2 separate regions of the Homo sapiens genome follow, and region 2 is linked to region 1. The links are chromatin loops, found by intact Hi-C in ENCODE. Cell type or tissue: Calu3. All regions are shown on one strand. Links, peaks and the distances in the headings refer to the core of each region. The heading gives the core; the rest is flanking DNA.

What was found. A loop is a pair of places that touch in the nucleus more often than their neighbours do. Peaks named below come from ENCODE experiments on the same cell type or tissue, not always from the same donor. Only the 100,000 strongest peaks of a DNase experiment are listed, where the experiment ranks them.
Region 2: a loop joins it to region 1, with 3 times the contacts of the local background. A loop is called at or near these places in 4 of 110 quality-filtered maps.

What each region holds. Positions count from the first base shown.
Region 1 is chr2:210,612,439-210,621,893 of GRCh38, forward strand. CPS1 (carbamoyl-phosphate synthase 1) reads left to right here. Exons shown (of 38, transcript NM_001875.5): 21 at 3,985-4,103. It overlaps CPS1-IT1 (CPS1 intronic transcript 1), which reads left to right and starts at 5,133. Exons shown (of 1, transcript NR_002763.2): 1 at 5,133-7,438. In Calu3, for the core only: a CTCF peak has its summit at 5,481 (motif pointing right); a DNase peak (open chromatin) is centred at 5,503.
Region 2 is chr2:211,073,617-211,083,071 of GRCh38, forward strand. It overlaps LOC107985978 (a long non-coding RNA gene), which reads left to right. Exons shown (of 4, transcript XR_001739867.1): 3 at 7,873-7,993. Among named protein-coding and RNA genes, the nearest start is that of CPS1-IT1, 460 kb to the left of the region's middle. In Calu3, for the core only: no CTCF peak of the experiment used is centred there; no DNase peak of the experiment used is centred there.

The DNA of each region.
Region 1 (9,455 bases), core at 838-8,837:
AACATCTATAGATTTCATTAGAGTCTTTTACAATTAATGATAAATTATCATTTTTATTTGACTTTAAGCCTGGATTTAAGGGCAAATTGCAGTTTTAAAGGATGATTAAATAGATAAAATGTCCCCCTTTTTAAGTATACTTAGTACTAATACTCAAGTAGATTTGACTATATTGACTTGTCCTTTACTATTAACTTTATTACATGTTCCTTGAATGTGTAAAATTGTATTGTAGAAAGGAAGGTGCATACAATAATGTCCCTTAGTATGTGCCACTTGAGTCTAGAATAATCTTAATTTATTTGCTTCTCTTTCTGTGTTTAAAAAACAGCAACAGACTATAAAGGCCCACATGATTATAGGGTTTTCCATGTAATTATTTTATTGGTCTTACTTTCAGGAAAAAAGGCCCTACATTTCTCACTTCCCTCCACTACTTGCTTCTCATGCAAATTAAATGCCATGTTAATCTACTTTTATATTTACTGTGCTTAGAGTTTTGAAGTTTCAGCTCATCTGATTTTATAAAAGGTGACTTGGGCAGCTGGAATCTGTCTGGTCAGAAATCCCTGAAAGGCTTTTTGACATTTAAGGAAGCACAAGCGTTAATCCTCCAACAGTATCAAACCGCACTGGTTCTACAAAGCTCTACTGACCATTTTATGTTTGTGTGTGTGTATGTGTGTGCATGTGGGATGAGTCGGTGAAAACATGAACTTTCTCTTTAAAAGGATTCCCGTCTTTGTAATTTGCCTGTGTAGAAACAGAAAAATGTTGTTAGTGATTTTGAACTCATCGCAACTTTTATGTCCATATTTTGAGTCCTTAAGAGACCTGAAGGAGAGGAAGGGATATTTCCTTAATTGCATCCAATGTATATTCTCCTCGCTCTTATGGTTTCTAAATGGAAAATATTTAAGCCCTACTGAAATTCTGGGAGTTGCTATTATCTCTTGATGGACATTTTCCCATGTTGAGTTTCAAGGTAATTAGAATTTTTCTCTGGCGGTGGCGGGTGGGATAGCAGTGATAAGAAGTTATTTTAGAAAGCCATTTCACCTTCATCATTTATTATCCCTATTTCAGTCTTTTATTTAAGAAGCAGCTCATGACATTCATATGTGTGTGTGTGTGTGTATATATATATATAAAATTTTTTTCTCAGGCAAAGGACAGTAAATAGATTTTTTCCTTAAGTCTAGCAATCATGTTTCTGCCACTTTGAAGGAGATGAAAAAGGCAAGCATTTCCAAGTTCCCAGCTAAGCTGTAAAACTCAAGCAAATCTCTCATTCTTTTCTAACAGACTTATAAAAGATGAGAATCTGGGAAAAATGTGTGGAGGTTCTTTCTTTCACAGGGTACCCTATGTATGAGCAAGAAGTGCAGGGGCTGCGTGTAAATTATTGCCTGCTCGAGTGCTGGGAGAAGGAACTGATTTCTGTTTGTTAGAGGTCATCATTACTGTTCATTTCAACAGCAGCCGGGAACTTGGTGATTTTGACAGAGAGTGTAAGGACGGTGGAGGGCTGAAGGGGAAAAAGAATGAAGGGAGTGTGTAAATCTTTGCTTGCTTTCATGAGTCTTAGAAAGAGCAACTTGCTCTGAGGTCTGATTTTTACAGCAGTCTTATTTCAGGATGACTGGATCATCACCTCTTTTGATTTGGGGAGAATGCGGGGCATTATTTTTGATTTTTGGAACATTAAAGTAACCTCAAACTTGTTTGGGGGTCATTATAGACTTCATTACAGTGATGTTACATAGCAAAGCTGCAGTGCTTGGAGATGAGGTCTTAAGACTGGCAGGATCTTGCTTGCTGTTGAGAAATCATGGATTTTTTTTTTTATCCAGTCTATCATTGATGGGCGTTTGGGTTGGTTCCAAGTCTTTGGTATTACGAATAGTGCTGCAATAAACATACGTGTGCATGTGTCTCTATAGTAGAATGATTTATAATCCTTTGGGTATATACCCAGTAATGGGATTGCTGGGTCAAATGGTATTTCTGGATCTAGATCCTTGAGGAAATGCCACACTGTCTTTCACAGTGGTTGAACTAATTTACACTCCCACCAGCTGTGTAAAAGTATTCCTATTTCTCAGCATCCTCTCCAGGATCTGTTGTTTCCTGAATTTTTAATGACAGCCATTCTAACTAGCATGAGATGGTATCTCATTGTGGTTTTGATTTGCATTTCTCTAATGACCAGTGATGATGAGCTTTTAAATGTGGCACATATACACCATGGAATACTATGCAGCCATAAAAAAGGATGAATTCATGTCCTTTGCAGGGACATGGATGAAGCTGGAAACCATCATTCTCAGCAAACTAACACAGGAACAGAAAACCAAGTACCACATGTTCTCACTCATAAGTGGGAGTGGAACAATGAGAACATATGAGCACAGGGAGGGGAACATTTCACACCGGGGCCTGTCGGGGGGTGGGGAGGTAGGGGATGCATAGCACTAGGAGAAATACCTAATGTAGATGACAGGTTGATGGGTGCAGCAAACCATCATGGCCCGTGTATACCTATGTAACAAACCTGCACGTCCTGCACATGTATCCCAGAACTTAAAGTATATATATATATATAAAAGAAAGAAATCATGGATTTGACTGTAGTCCTTTCCTTCCTTCCAGTGAAATGACTACAGGATTCTAGGCCCTCCCTCACTGTATGTGCTTGTGTGAAAACCTCCTTTGATCTCTTAAAAGTTTCAGTAACTTAAGGTTCTCTCCACCTCACAGTGTAGATGGCCGACAGCTAATTGTGCCTTTAATCACTTAGAAAGTAAGACAGAATATTAAGTCTTTGGGAACCTGACTGTAATTACAGGGAGAATTAAACAAAAGAAACATACATTGACTAGGAAATGAACATGGCTTTGAGTATTTCTGTTAAATGTCATCTTACTCTAGTCAACAAAATTATGAGCCATGCCATATCTCAACAATTATAATCATGGTCTCTCTGATACTATCATTATGTAAAAGCTTTAAGAAAAGTAAGCTCCCTGGGCTGAAATATACCAGCAGAGTTACTAGTTGCATATATTTCTTAATGGGTCTTAAAAACGCAGTGTGTTATTCTAAAATATGTTGTTCTGGAATATTTTCAGATTTTTCACAGGGTATATACACGTACACATACACACATACAAGAATAAGAGTAGACATCTTTTTGTATAAAGATTTTGGTTTTGAGAGTTTATCTCTTTTTTCAGTTAAATTTTCTACTCAGCTTAATGACCCATAGTTGTAGTTTTACTTTTGAGAAATTGATAAAGTAAGCTTGAGGAAGAGGCTGAGCTGCCTATCAGAACAGAAGTTATTACTACATTGTTTTGGAATATATTAGGATTTTAAAAAATGCCTGCCTTAGCACAAAAATCATAGTGACTGATTCAAAACAATTTTTTATTTGAAGTCCTCTGTGAGGAAATATTCTGGAGGAATAAAGCCAAGCCAGATCCGACCCATAAATTCTCACTGACTATTGTATGTTTGTGTGAATGTGGAGTGAGGTGATAAAAATATGCTATCTCCTACAAGATAACTATCAACACTACAAGTTAAGAGATCATTATATTAATTCTAGATTTTCTTACCAATTTGGCTTAACTGTAGTTTCAAGAGACTTTCTTTAATTCCAAAGAGATGTACCAAATTTAGGGTATAATGGGTAACACAATCAAATAAAGAGGAGCGAGTCAAAACCTGTTAGGAGATTTTTCTGAGAACACACCACTCAAGGCAAGCACCTACTCTGTATGCCATTTGTGGATATAGTTGGCACCATCTTTATGTTTATTGGAAGGAATGTCAGTGATGTCAGTTTCATGTTTTGTAACTCAGTCTACAGTCTCGGGCTCTCTAAATAACACACAGAGGCATGACTGCTATGTATTTTAAACCAAATAAGACATTTAGAAAAATGTTTGCCAAAGAAAGTATCTCTTCTCCTCTTGGCAGGCCATTGATGACAACATGTCCCTTGATGAGATTGAGAAGCTCACATACATTGACAAGTGGTTTTTGTATAAGATGCGTGATATTTTAAACATGGAAAAGACACTGAAAGGCCTCAACAGGTAAGGCAGTGCTGCTCTCATTCATGCCAGACACCTTCAGTGCAATTTTTAAAGAGTCTTCTTCCTACTCTTAAGCATTTGGTCTACATTGTGATTCAATGAGGTAGATAGTGCCATTGTTGGAAAATAGTACCCGTAGCCAGAAGACAAATGGCAGGTTTTTTTTTTTTTAGATGTTTACCTTTAGAAATGTATCCATTAATCTTTTTAATCATCTTCTATTCCCACCCTTGTCATCAGACATAGTAATAAGGTCTTTTGAATGCACAAAATTGGTATACATTGATGAACGTGTATTATTTAATTATGAAGTATTATCTAGATTTAAATTTTATTAATCAATTAAATGAATATTTGTTTTCTATAAATTTTCCTCTACATTCTGAAGTCTGTTTTCCCCTTTTAATATCAATCTATACATTGCTGTATATTGAGGAGAAAATGCATTCCTTTTGCGCTCTACTGTTTTTAAATTGGGACATTCAGTTCAGCATACAATTAAGCCACATTCAGGTTTCTCTTAACAGACTCTTCACCTCTGACTAATTTACATTTTTATCTCCATCATGGCCAATTATTTTTAAACTTCATTTTATGTTGAGAATATTTTGATAATGTAGTCCTTAAAATCTACTTTTAAATTTTTCATGGGAAACTGCTGGGGCACCTTAGGCTGATGAAAGCATGGATCAGTTTTAAACATCTATCTTCAATAAGAGGAGCATTTATTAGCAGATTAAGAAAGACAATATAGTCCTCTTGAACTTCTTCCCTCTGAAAGCACTCTGAAATACACTACTATTGGAAAGACGTCTTACCTGCAAACTAGGGATGTGTTTAGAGAAGGAAAAATTTTGTTTGTATAAAAATTGTTCTCAAATGATTTGACAAAATGTAGATACTTTAATCACTTAAAATATCTTTGAGGACAGTGGAAAATCTCAAAACCTGGATTGCTCAACTATTTAGCAATTGCAACATATACTTGGGTTACTGTATTTGCCTGATCAATATGTGTACAAACTAGGTAATAAAACACTTGCTTTTCTTTTTGAGAAAAATTAGGTTCTTTTTCATCTATTTAATTATTGCCCATGTCAAATGCTTGGTTTTGAAAACTGAGGAATTCTATCTGACAAAGATGAAACCAGCTATAGTTGCTTGTAAATCATCCTTTCTAGTGATCACATAAAATGAACAGTAGACAGCAAATAATTTAGGAATTGAACCTATACATTTATCTTATAATTTTGCTGACTTAAGTTTCCCTTTCTTGGTTTATGATGCCAGCAGAACTTCTGTGTAAAATTATAGTCTGTTCTACTGTTCTCAGTTTCAGGCAACTGATTTCAAATGCCTATGAAACCACTCCAATTAAGCCACATGGGGGTGCTAGAAACTTATAGTATGCCAGTCACAGCAGTGGAAAAGACCTGGGGTGGAAAATAGCAGATGTTATTGTGATTTAAATTTCCACTTGACATACGTTCTGATTTTTGGACAAATTCAATGTTTTAATTGAATAGTTTTCGTTACAACCAGAAGGCAGGTTGAGATTCTAACTAAGCATAAATAAGGGTATATTGATAGTGAAAAAGGTCCTTGGAGGATTAAAACAACACACTGTTACAGATCATTTATAATATTTTTCTGACTTCCACATTCTGTTGCATTTATTTGCCGACAATTTGACATTTTCAATCTCCATTTTCTGGCATAAATATATTTGTAAATAGGGATATTTTCTATTGTTCATAATGATCTACATTTAAAACTCTTTATGTAAAGCTTTATATCATTTCAAAAATTTCAAAAACTTACACTTAAAATCATCTCTACTGTATAAATTTGTTTTTGATCCAGGGAGGTTGAAGTGTCTATTATATAGCAAAAGCTAAAGTAAACCTGAAGTGGAACTCACAGATGATCCACGGCGTTAGCAAACCTAAACCCTGAACTCATTATCTGAGTGTCACTTTATGGTTTAATTCCTTTCTTTTTGAAGTGTCATTGATGCACGCATAGCAATTTGATAATGATTGTTATTTAGCGGTATTAGATAAATAACAAGAATAGATGGCCACTAAAGCTACCTGTCTCCATCATTTTGTGGCACATAGGGGTCTGAAGTTGAAAGAATACGACAGCTGATGGAATGAATGTTAAGTATGTAAGGCCTTGAGTTTCCTTGCCCTATTTTAATTATACTCACCATTAGTCTGGGTCTGAGTCCTCTGCTTTTTCTCGGCCCCTCAATATCCAGGGAGGCTTAGTCATCAAGGTACGTACTGCTCCAACAGTAACAAGAGCTCCCTATTAATGACCTATAGCTGACTTACATATTGCGAGTTTGGAGAGAGGCTGAGAAGATTAGTTGTTCTTTTTCATTTGTATTTATTTATGGTTTACTTTGAAGATCTCAACTGCTTCTGTGTTAGAATGGCTGTCTTTAGCTGTAGGCCTAGGAGCTAGCGATTTATTTGGTGTGCGTTCAGAGAACTCCAAAATTCTCCTGCCTCAACATCTATCTCTGCTGCCAATGTACCGCACTCCCTTTGTACTTTTCATAGAGATCCTTGAGAAGACAGGCAGTGGGGCTCTCACTTGGGAAAAGAGAAGTAAATTAAGAGAAAAAATATAGAATGCTAGACGTGGGTTTTCTGGTTCCACCCTTGTGCATTGGAAGGAGCAGACTATGGAGCCAGAGATTGGTGCGCAGTCCTCCCCACTGTAGAATCAGACGTACATCACCTCTTTCATTTCTCCAGATTCATGTTCTTTCTCTTAATCTCTGCTTCTAGTTTTTTTGTGAAGCTTAATTTATATAAGTATAAATGACATCTGACATATTGTGAGGGCCCAAGAAAATTTTTCCTCTTTTCCCCTGAAAATAAAAATGCTACTTGTTGTAATAAAGGTTACTTTATGATTTTAGATATGTATTATATATTATGATTTTAGATATGTAGATATGATAGTTAAATATTTAAAGATTCATTTTCAGACTCACAATTTTTATTTGCTTTTATATTTTGCAATGTATCATTTCTTAATTTCCTTTATGATGCATCACTTATTTTAATATCAGACCTATTTTTTAAAGGAAGCAATTGATAGCTACGATGCAAATGCTATTCTTATTAAAAGATAAATAGCTTTCCCTTATGCTAATGAATAAAAATTCCTACTCTACAGTTGTTAATCAATCTCGAGTTCTAAAGTCCGATAAACACATTTAATAGCAGAGGATGAGCATATCATTAAATTGATGGTCAGTCTCTGACTTGTGTTTACATATAGTCATCTGAAATGAAGTTCAGAATTTGAGTCCCAAATAGACTATACCCACGCATGGACACAGGGAGGGGAACATCACACACCGGGGCCTGTTGGGGGGTGGGGGGCTAAGGGAGGGATAGCATTAGGAAAAATACCTAATGTAGATGACGGGTTGATGGGTGCAACAAATCACCATGGCACGTGTATACCTATGTAACAAGCCTGCATGTTCTGTACATGTATCCCAGAACTTAAAGTATAATATAAAAAAAGAAATATAAAAACAAGAACATAGTTTATGTTTGAAATGTAAACAATAAATGTGCTTATTTATGCAATAGCTTCAAACAATATATTTTAAGATAAAATACAATGGAAATTATTAAAAAAGATATACTCACATATTTAGTATATATAAATATTCACAGACTGAGATGGGGAAAACAAAACAATGATTGTAACTAGGTAGATATTATGGAAATAACTGATGAGTTTTCCATGCCTGTGAGATAGTAGAAATTATAATCAGAAACCCTTCTCTTTGAAGGGGAGAGATAAACATGTTTCATGTTCATGATTACGTATGAAGTCTCATCTTTCTGCAGGGTGATGAGACAAGAGGGATAGGTGTATTAGGCCATTCTTGCATTGCTATGAAGAAATATCTGAGACTGGGTAGTTTATGAAGAGGTTTAATTGGCTCACAGTTCTGTAAACTTCACAGGAAGTGTGGTGCTAGCATCTGCTTGGCTTCTAGGGAGGCCTCAGAAATCTTACAATCATGGCGGAAGGCAAAAGGAAAGCAGCCGTGTCCTATGGAAAAAGCAGGAGCCAGCCAGAGAGAGGGAGTCGGTGGGGGAGGTGCCACATACTTTCAGACAACCAGATTATGCAAGAATTCACTCACTATTGCCAGGAGAGCACCAGGGGGTTGGTGCTACATCATTCATGAGAAATCTGCTCCCATTATCCAGTCACCTCCCACCAGTCCCCATCTCCAACACTGGGGATTAAATATCAATCTGAGATTTGGGCAGGGACAAACATAAAAACTATATCAACAGGTATCAGAATAATCAACTCAGCATCCTAGCTTTGAGTGCTTGCCCCCTCAGAACTCAGTATGCTGTCTCTAATACCTGAATATAGTAGCAATGGCAACCCTCACAAGACTTCTGAAGCAATATCTATTCTTACCAGCTTAGGTAATAACCATTATTTAGACAGCTTCAGCCAAAAAAAGATCTCTTTCCTGTTTACGCTCACTGACTTTCTCCTTTTCCACTTAAACTGCTTATTGCTACCCAAGGGCATGGTAGGGAAGCTGACTGTTCTAGGCAGTTCCCCAAATTTATAGGCTGGTGTAGTAGCATTAACTGACCTAGGGTGATAACATATTTACAGTGGATTTCTTTAGGATTTGAGAAGTTTCTTTTTACTCAGTACGATATAAGTTGTGTCATGTAGGATTCGAATACTTGTTATGTGTATGCTTTGGAATTTAGATGTTTAATGGTCACCAAAGGTCTTTTAACTTCACATTGTCAGATCACCCTGCAAGGAGTTTGAGGAAAATGAAGTCTATATAAATTTTTAGTGGAACCACAACATGTGCATAATCTCTGTCCATTAGCTTTCACTGCTAAGCTATTGATATTTTAGTCTATTTTTCCCATACTCACTCTCCCAATGCCGACGCTTTCACATATTGTGCTCTTCCCATGTAGTATTTTAATAAATACCAAAAGAAAAATATCCTTACTCCGATCTGTAAGAAATTATAAAAATCTCACCTATAGTTCTTTTTTCCATTAGTGCATAGATTCAATTTTGGTCATGTAAAGATCTCCTGCCTGGAGAGAGGAAATGCAGGTACCATAAATCAAATAAAGATGTCAAATGTCTTCACCAACTAGGTTCTTCTGATATAGCCTATTCCTTATTGTAACCAAATAATGAATTTATAACTCTTAATACTGAAACTTGAATTTTGATTCAGTTTAATAATTCTGAATGCCTTCCAAGGGTAAGATAATAATCACAAAAATTTTTGGACTACATATTAAGCACTGT
Region 2 (9,455 bases), core at 487-8,486, 460 kb after region 1:
AAGCAGAGATAATTGCTATTATCATTTTTATATTGCCAAACATCTATAGTAGAAAATTAACATAATTAATAAATACTATGCATTGTATATAATGTGTTTTGAATCAGCCTATGGACCATGTGACCAACGTTTAATCATTAGTGCTGTCTTTGTGATATATATGTGATATATGATGTCAATAATATATATATAATTTCGTTTATATCCTAAAATAAAACAGGACTTAGATATAGAATTATGCAAATATATGTAGGTAAATATAGGCATATGTATAAACAAATATATACATACATATATAAATAGATGTATATATATGCCAGTCTTAATTTGTGACTATAAAATTGTAAAAGAAAATGTCACTGTAGCAGAGATTTTGAGACTCATGATAATAGTATTGGATTACAATGTTTTCAAGTATTCAAAATTTGAGAATGATAATCCATGTGCATTTAGTCATCTACAAGCTTCCAGCTAGTCATTCTTTTTTCTAGAAATTTTGAAGTATTTCATAGGACTTAACTGTCCCATTTTTAGTCACCGCTGTCCTTAACTTTGTTATTATTAGTAGTATGGCTTGGATTATATTATCTGGACTCTCTTAAATACAATAGTTTTTAAAGTTTGTGTCTTCCATATATAACAGAATAGAAAATGGTCTTATGGAAAAAGAAGGGAACCCAATTCTTATGCATATATTTGGCCCAAACAGGAGCAAATGTCATTAGAACTCTAGTTTTTATTTCTGCAAATGAGAATTTTGCCTCTGTTGTCAAAAGTAGACGAGTCTAGCAATGTTTTTTACTTGCTGCTTTTCTTCACCCATTGCTGTTATTTATGACAGAAGATTAACATTTTTAGGGAGAAAGCGAAATGTTGTATATCTCGGTTAAGTTACAGGAAATATGGTGTACTTTCAGAGAAGGAGAATTTATGATTGTTCATTTGATCATTCAACAAATGATTGTTGAAAATCTGCTAAGTGCCGCCAGTCTCTGCTCTCATGTTAGGAATATAGCAATGGAGTTATTAGAAACAAAACTACACAAAAAGAAAAAATAATTCTGAACTTTATTATTGATTTTCATTTTATTTCAAGTCTAAACCCAGTGGTAAAATTCAGTTCACATATACACTTAAATGGTTTTATTGCATCTTTTTCGTATCCAGAAAGAAAATCTGCTGATCTCTACATTTATTGATATGTTTATTTCACTCTGACAGTAAAACCATTGGAGACATTGTTTGTTATTGTTGTTATTTTTCTTTTTCAACTTTTTAGAATCAGGCAGTACATGGGCAGGTTTATTACAAAGGTATATTGAATGATGATGAGGTTTGGGGTATGACTGAACCCATCACCCTTTTAGGGAGCATAGTAGCCAGTAGGTGATTTTTCAGCCCTTTGCCCTTCCATTTCTTTCACCTCTAGTAGTCCTCAGTGTCTACTGTTCCCATCTTTATGTCCATGTGTACTTAATGTTGAGCTCCTACTTATAAGTGATGACATTCGATATATGGTTTTCTGTTTCTGCATTCTTTCATTTAAGATAATGGCCTCCAGGACATGATTTCATTCTTTTTTGTAGCTGTGTAGTATTCCATGGTGTATATATACCATATTTTCTTTATCTAGTCCACTGTTGTATTAGTTTGTTTTCATGTTGCTACAAGAACTGCTCAAGACTGGGTAATTTATAAAGAGGTATAATTGACTCACAGTTCCACATGGCTGGGGAGGCCTTACGAAACTTATAATTGTAGCAGAAGGGGAAGGAAACATGTCTTTCTTCACATGGTGGGAGGAGAAGTGCCAAGCAAAAGGGGAAAAAGCCCCTTATAAAACCATCAGATCTCATAAGAACTCACTCACTATCCTGAGAACAGCATGAGGGTAACCGCCCCCATGATTAAATTACCTCCCACTGGGTCCCTCCCATGACATATGGGGATCATAGGATCTACAATTCAAGATGAGATTTGGGCAGGAACACAGCCAAACCATATCAACTGTTGATGGGCACCTGGTTTTATTCCATGTTTCTGTTATTGTGGATAGTGCTAGAAGAAAACCCAGGACATATCCTTCTCAATATTGGACTTGAAAAAGAATTTATGGCCAAGTCCTCAAAAGCAATTGTAACAGAAACAAAAATTGAAAGTGAGGTCTAATTAAAGAGCTTCTGCACAGCAAGAGAAACTATCAAGGAAATAGACAACCTATTGAATGGGAGAAAATATTTGCATACTATGCATCCAACAAAGGCCTAATATCCAGAATCTATAAGAGACTTAAATCAACAAGCAAAAAACAACCCCATTAAAAAGTAGGCAAGGACATGGAATGACACTTCCAAAATAGGATAATACACACAGTCAGTGAATATATGAAAAATACTCATCATTACTAATCATTAGAGAAATGCAAATCAAAACCACAATGAGATACCATCTCACACCAGTCAGAATGGCTTTTGTTAAAAAGTCAGAAAATAGCAGATGTTGGTGAGGCTGCAGAGGAAAAGGAATACATATACATTATTGGTGGGACTGTATATTAGTCTATCCACTATGGAGAACAGTTTGGAGATTTCCCAAAGAACTAAGAGTTGAACTACAATTAGACCCAAGAATCCCATTACTGGGTATATGCGCAAAGGAAAATCAGTCATTCTACCAAAAGGATACATGCACGTGTATGTTCAAGACATTATTTTTTTAAAGTGATACAGAATTGTCACAACATTTTAATTTTTTAAACCCCAACAATATATATTTATTGGTTTTTAGGCAATGTTTTGGAAAGGCACCTCTTTTTCATATTGTTACCATTACTGGAATTCCCCTAAACTTTATGCTTCTAGATCATAAACATTTTCTACAAAAGCTATCTAATTAATTTCCTATTAACTCTCTTTTTCTGCCTATTCTATTCCAGTTGAACAAAAAAAAATCCTGTAAAGGTGTGATATGAAACATGATCATTTTTCACATGAAATAATTTGACAACTACTGGAATAAGAGAAGTTAATAGTATAAGAGAAGTTAATATTTAATAGGCAAGCCTATTAAATAAAGCCAATAAAGTATAGAAAGAAAAGATGATATTTAATACTTTAAAAACTCTCTGTTCTAGTTGGATTTAGGTTTGGTGACACATGCCAGTCTACAGGATTGAATAAATATAGGAATCAAAAGGAAAAATATTACTCTTAAACTACTATTTCATATTTTAATAAACAAGTAAAGTCAATAAGTGAATATCAAATAGTATGTTTCTGGATATCAGGTTGTTGAACAATCCTTTGAAAAGGATGTTATGAAGTAAGCTAAGCTTGGTCCAATTAATTTTTTTAGATTATTACATAATTCACCATTCATGCATTTACCAAGTCATTTATTTAAAAACACTAATATGATCAAATAGGAGAATAATATTCTAGAAGGTGGTCATGGATACTTTTTAAATGATACAGTGTATGTTTAAAGAGTTTTCCTTTGGCAGCAACTTGTCAACAGTCTCTTCTTTACAAAAAATTATCTCGAAAATGACTTGTTGAATTTGAAGCCGTTAATTAAAGATTTAGATGGCAAGCCTATTAAATTATACTTTATAAAAGTGCATGATGTTCAAATGGATCTAACTTACAGTACTTTTGGACAATGCCACATTTATCTACCAAACACTGTTCTCTAGATAATCGACCTTGCTCTCCACTTGACTGTAAATGAAAAAGGGAAGCTGCACCAGACAAGTCCATAACCTCTGAAGAACTAAGTATGCTGACATAGGCAATCCACATATTTGCATTACACATACTAAACTAACAGACAATAGTATTTACAAGGCTTCACTAAATGCTTAAATCTATTTTGTGGACAAAAGGATTTTTAAGTTAATTCATTTTGTGGAGAGAATAATTTAACCAAGTTAGCATTTTGTTGACAGAATTATGATGAAATTCATTTTGTCTGCATAATTGATTGGACAGCCAGCAGAATGCATTTCTCCCTAGAATGAAGAATGTGCAGAGGTTGTCAAATGGCATTTCCTCCTTGGTCTCAAATCATTCTGCCAACAAAATGAATGCAAAATCCTTTCGTTTACAACATCAGTATGGGTGTTAATTATTGGTGAATAGAATTCAAAGTCAGAATCTTTTCTGTTAAATATTGATAGATATTCATACCACTCACTAATGAGATATTAATCTCGCAAAAGGATTGTTCTGGAAGAAGCTTATATTTAATCTGTGTAACAAGGTAGGTGTGTCATTTGTTTTATTCACTTTCAATACTACAAACATGAAACAAACACTTTGGCTAAAATTTTAAATTGAATGGCTGGGGTAAGAAACACCAGGAAACTGTTTAGAGAGAGAGACTGCAAAGATGGTTATGAATAGTACATAAGAGGAAATATTAAAAGCTACAAAACATGTTATCAACACTAAGTATAAATTTACATGGTTCTCTAGATGCACTTTTAATTGAATTAGATTATTATTCACTTAAGCCTAGAGGCCTGCACAGTGAAGATGAGTGGTGCAGCAGAGCACTAATAATAGATGTTTGCCATGATTTCGTGCTTCTCATTTGCATATCACCTATTGCCAAAAAGCCTGGGAATACTGAAAATGGATTCCTACAATACGGGTAGATAAGGCCATTCATAGGACGCATAGTTGCTGGAGATATTCTTCCAGACAGGCTTTCCATTGAGGAAAGTTTGAATCTTTCCATTCTGGATGTTGGAACAGAAAAAATACATTTTGTGAGAGGAAAACAGTTTTAGGGCTACCCAACAGAAGGCGAACTAATGTGCCCGTCATGTGTTAAGAATCTGTGATGATTTAGATTGTAGAGGTTTATTTTCTCTACAAATAAAGATTATATAAGCATTTCATGTCAACTGTGTGAATTGGCTCCATGGAAAATGTGCAGTAAAATATAATTTCAATAGATGCATTATTCACCATAGTCTACTTTAAGCTATCTAGATAATTTGTATCATTAAGTTAATAAGGCCAGGTGTTAACTCTTCTGAGACATAGGATCACTCTTTCTCTAGTACTTTGTGGTTTATTTGCAAACTTCTACCAGCTACAATTTTGTTTTAAAATTACAGACCAATACCAATGTTCAAGGATTAATGAAACAAATACGGACAAAATCAGGTAGTTGTGTTGAATGTTGTTTTGGAATAAACAAGGAAATGTTTCAGACAACTTAAAACCAGTTGAAAGTGAGTCATTAGGGGTAAGAATAAATATTTGAGTACAAAACCAGAATATATTTAGGAAAAAATATATTTTAGTAGGAAGGTTGGAAAAATTGCATAAATGCAAATGAGGAAGCCATTGGTTGGTATAAAATTATGTCATAAATCCTAGATCTGTAAGATAAACTACTTTTTTTGTTTGTTTGTTTGTTTGCTTTTTCCTCCAAATCCCTGCCTGGCATTGTACTGGAAACTGTTTTGCCAAATATATTCTGTGTGCATTTAGAAATCACTTATTGCCCATCTGAAACCAGTTGGATTTGGAAGAAAGACACAAAAAAATACATGATACAAGTTACCTATCTTTCAGTTGATCATAATTAATTTGGCAATATAATACTCATATGATGTATGACCTAACATGATATGGTCTAGAAACATAAATATTAATAAATAGAATTCAAAGCATAATATGTAGGCTAAACATCTTTCATTAATTTATTTTAAATTTATATTTGTATTTAATCAAAACTCTTCCAGAAACACATAAAGCATGTTCATGTAAATTCATTGAGGAAGAAAGTAAAACAAGGGTGAAAACATAAAATTGAGCCAGATACGCATTAGATATGTGAAGTACAAGACTCTAGGCAATTGCTGTTGGTAATTGTCCCTGTGGTTTATTGCTTTCATTAGCTCATTACAATTGTGTACAAATATTTTAACATCGTTACCTTTTCTAACAGTCCCAGGAAAACATTGAGAAAGTATTATTATTTTCATTTATAGAGGAGAGATGAGGAACACTGTATTTAGAGATTATAACAAATTACCGCAAACTTCTGAGGAAACGAACCAAGACTTTAGAGAAGGAGCTGGTATATGAATGTAGCTCTTCTGAGATGAGTACAGCTCTCTTTTCATTCCACTGTATAAGGTTTCTTTGAAGAAATAAAACTTGAGCTGGATTCAAAAGATGATCAAAAGACTGTCTTACACGAGGCACTGTTGAAAAGACACCACTGGACCAGTAGGAAGTAAATACAATTTCAGGTCAAATCTGATGAGTGGGCTTAGCTATTAGGCTGAAGTGTTAAGACTTACCCAAGAAAACAAGGTCTCATGGAAGTTCTAAACAATGGTGAGGTGGCATCTCCACACTGCTTTCAAGTTTTCGCTTTACACGACTGCTAAAATGAAATCAATATGTACACCACTTGAGGTGTTTTAACTTCTTATAGAAAAAGAGTTGCTGCAGAGGCACATACTTCAATGACATTGTTATTGGTTACATTTTTCAGTGGGTTATTTAGAAATTAAAATAGTTCTGTGAGGCAAAAAAAAAAAATCTCTAAATATCAGACAGAGTTCAAATGAAGAAATCCTGGGCTATTCACAGCAGTAAACAAAGGAATATCAGGATCACCAGCAGCAATACCCACCAGGAATGTGGAAAGTTTCTTTAGCCCGGATGTGTTCAACACCACTAACAAAACATAATAAACCTCACCTCATGATAATCATTCTATATGGAGTTCAATGGAGGATATATGAACAAGATTAGGTGTTTACAAATAACAATAGGCTTTCAGGTAAAGGTGGCTAGAATGTATGTACCTACTATGCATTCCTTGAATGTGAAATGAAAGGGATTTATTTGTCTAAGGCCTACATGTAGAAAAACTGGGAATGCAGGAAAAGAGATTATAGAAACCATAGTTTTACTAGTAACGAAGGACCTAACAGATTGGAATAAACAATCTTAAGCCTGTGGAGAAGAAATCCCAGAACTAACCTGACTTGAATCAGAATCCTAAATGGCTCATGAATCAGCATTATCAGGTGTACAGGTTATCTATTGCTGCATAGCAAACTATCCCAAAACTTAGTAGTGTTAAAAAAAAATAACCATTTTATTACGTTCACAAATTCTGTAGATTGGTAATTCAAAAAGTGCACAATGAGGGTTGCTGTTCTCTATGTTATGATGTCTAGGAGCAAAATGGGGTTGAAATGAATGGCAGGGGGCTAGAACAGCAAGGGCTGGTGCAATAGGCTGAATGTTAGCATCCCTCCAGAAATTCATATTCTAAAACCTATTCCCCAGTGTGATAGTATTTGGAGGTATGACTTTGGGGAAGTTATTAGATCATGAGGGTGGAGCCCTAATAAAAGGGATTAGTGTCTGATAAAAGATGGCCCCAAAAGCTCCGTTTGCCTCCTTCTGATAGGTAAAAACACAAGATGGCCATCTGTGATCTAGAAAGTGGGGCCTCATCAGACACTATACCTGCCATCACCTCGATGTTGGACTTCCTAGTCTCCAGAAGTGTGAGAAATAAATTTCTGTTGTTTATAATGCACCCAGTCTATATTTTTCTTAAAATAGCCCAAACAGATTAAGACAGCTGGTGAAACTACTTTAAGGATTACTTCTCCACTTACAGTCTAATGACTGGGCTAGATTAGAAAAAAAACAGGTTCATCATGGATTGTTGACTAGAGTAACTAGGGTGTTCAAGGCAGTTGAGCTTTTTCTATGATGATTCAGGACACCAAGAGTGAGTATTCCCAGCCAGAAAAATGGAAGTTGCCTGGCCCTTTATGACCTAGTTTTTGATATCACTTAACATGAGATCTGCTGTATTCTACAGGTAAAAATCGGTAGCAAATTCACTCAGATTCAGAAGGAAGAACAGAAGCTTCATCTCTCAATGAGAGGATTGCCCTATCAGTACTTCCAAAAGTGAAAATGGGAACTGCATTAAAAGACAAGTAAGATACCCTTCCATTTTTTCTTACAGTAGGATATTTTCCTCCTTTATTGCAATAAAAGACTGGTTTATTCTCTGGAAAGAGTAAAATGTCTGTTCCTGTGTCTGCAAAACACCTGATGGAGTTGAGATCAAAGGTATGAAAGGGAAACTAGGCATTAGGAAGTGTATGTATACTGGGTGCTAATAGTCCCCAGTCCTCCTTTCCCCTTAACCCACAGAACACAGGTACCAGTCTACCCTCTGGGCAAAAGAACTGGAGATACCTTTTTGGGAAATCAACCAGGTTTTGACCTCAAATTTCCTCAGCTAAAAGGCTCACCCAAGGCATCCTACAGCAAAGTATACATTTGAAAGATCCAGTTATGAGCTTCGAATCAATTGTTGGTGTCCAGGTGTTAAATATAAGCAGAAAACCCATGACTACTGGGTACTTGAGGAAATCCTCTAACATTAAAAATAGAGGAAAAGGAAAAGAAAAGAAAATGGGAAGTATGCAGGGAAAGACAACATTTTTCAAAAGCTTGTCTCGAATGTACTCGGGAGAGGAAACATAAATTAACCTATCAATCCAGGAAGTCTAATATCAAGGCATAAGAATTTTAGAGAAAATGGGAGCCAGGCACGTGGCTCGCGCCTGTAACCCTAGCATTTTGGGAGGCCGAGGCGGGTGGATCACTTGAGGTCAGGAGTTTGAAACCAGCCTGGCCAACATGGTGAAACCTTGTCTCTACTAAAAATACAAAAATTAGCCGGGTGTGGTGGCATGCACCTGTAATCCCAGCTACTCAGGAGACTGAGGCATGAGAATCGCCTGAACCCGGGAGTCGGAGGTTGCAGTGAGCCAAGATTGTGCCACTGTACTCTAGCCTGGGTGACAGAGTGAGACTCCGTCTCAAACAAACAAAAGAGAAAAGGGAGATGAGGAGGGAAATCAATGAACTCATTCCAGAAAAGTTTTTCAGAAGAGAAGGAAGTTTTCAGATTGAAAGAGCTCAGTGAATATCCACCAAATAGATTAAAATAGACATGCAACAAACCTATTGTCATATAAATCCAGAGAATTCAAGACAAGCTCCCTAGAAGTTTATAGAAAGAAAAAAATAATAGTTACTTACAAAAGAGTAAGAATCATAATATCTTTGAACCCCTCAACAAGAACAGTGGAAACTAGAAAGTGGTGGAGGAAGGCTCTCAATATTCTGAGGGGAAGTAATTTCCTAACTTGAATTATCTATGTAACCAAACTATTAAGAATGAAAGGACAACAAAGATATTTCATCAGGCAAGGTCTCAAAATTTTACCTCCTTATACCCTTTCTCAGAACATGTTCCACCATATAAAAGAGTGATCCAGAAGAGAAGTGAGCACGAATTAGGGAAAGTACAAGATCCAAACCCACAAAGATGATATAACCAACAAAGATCATAAAGATGCCAGCTCTATACCAAGCACAGAGGCA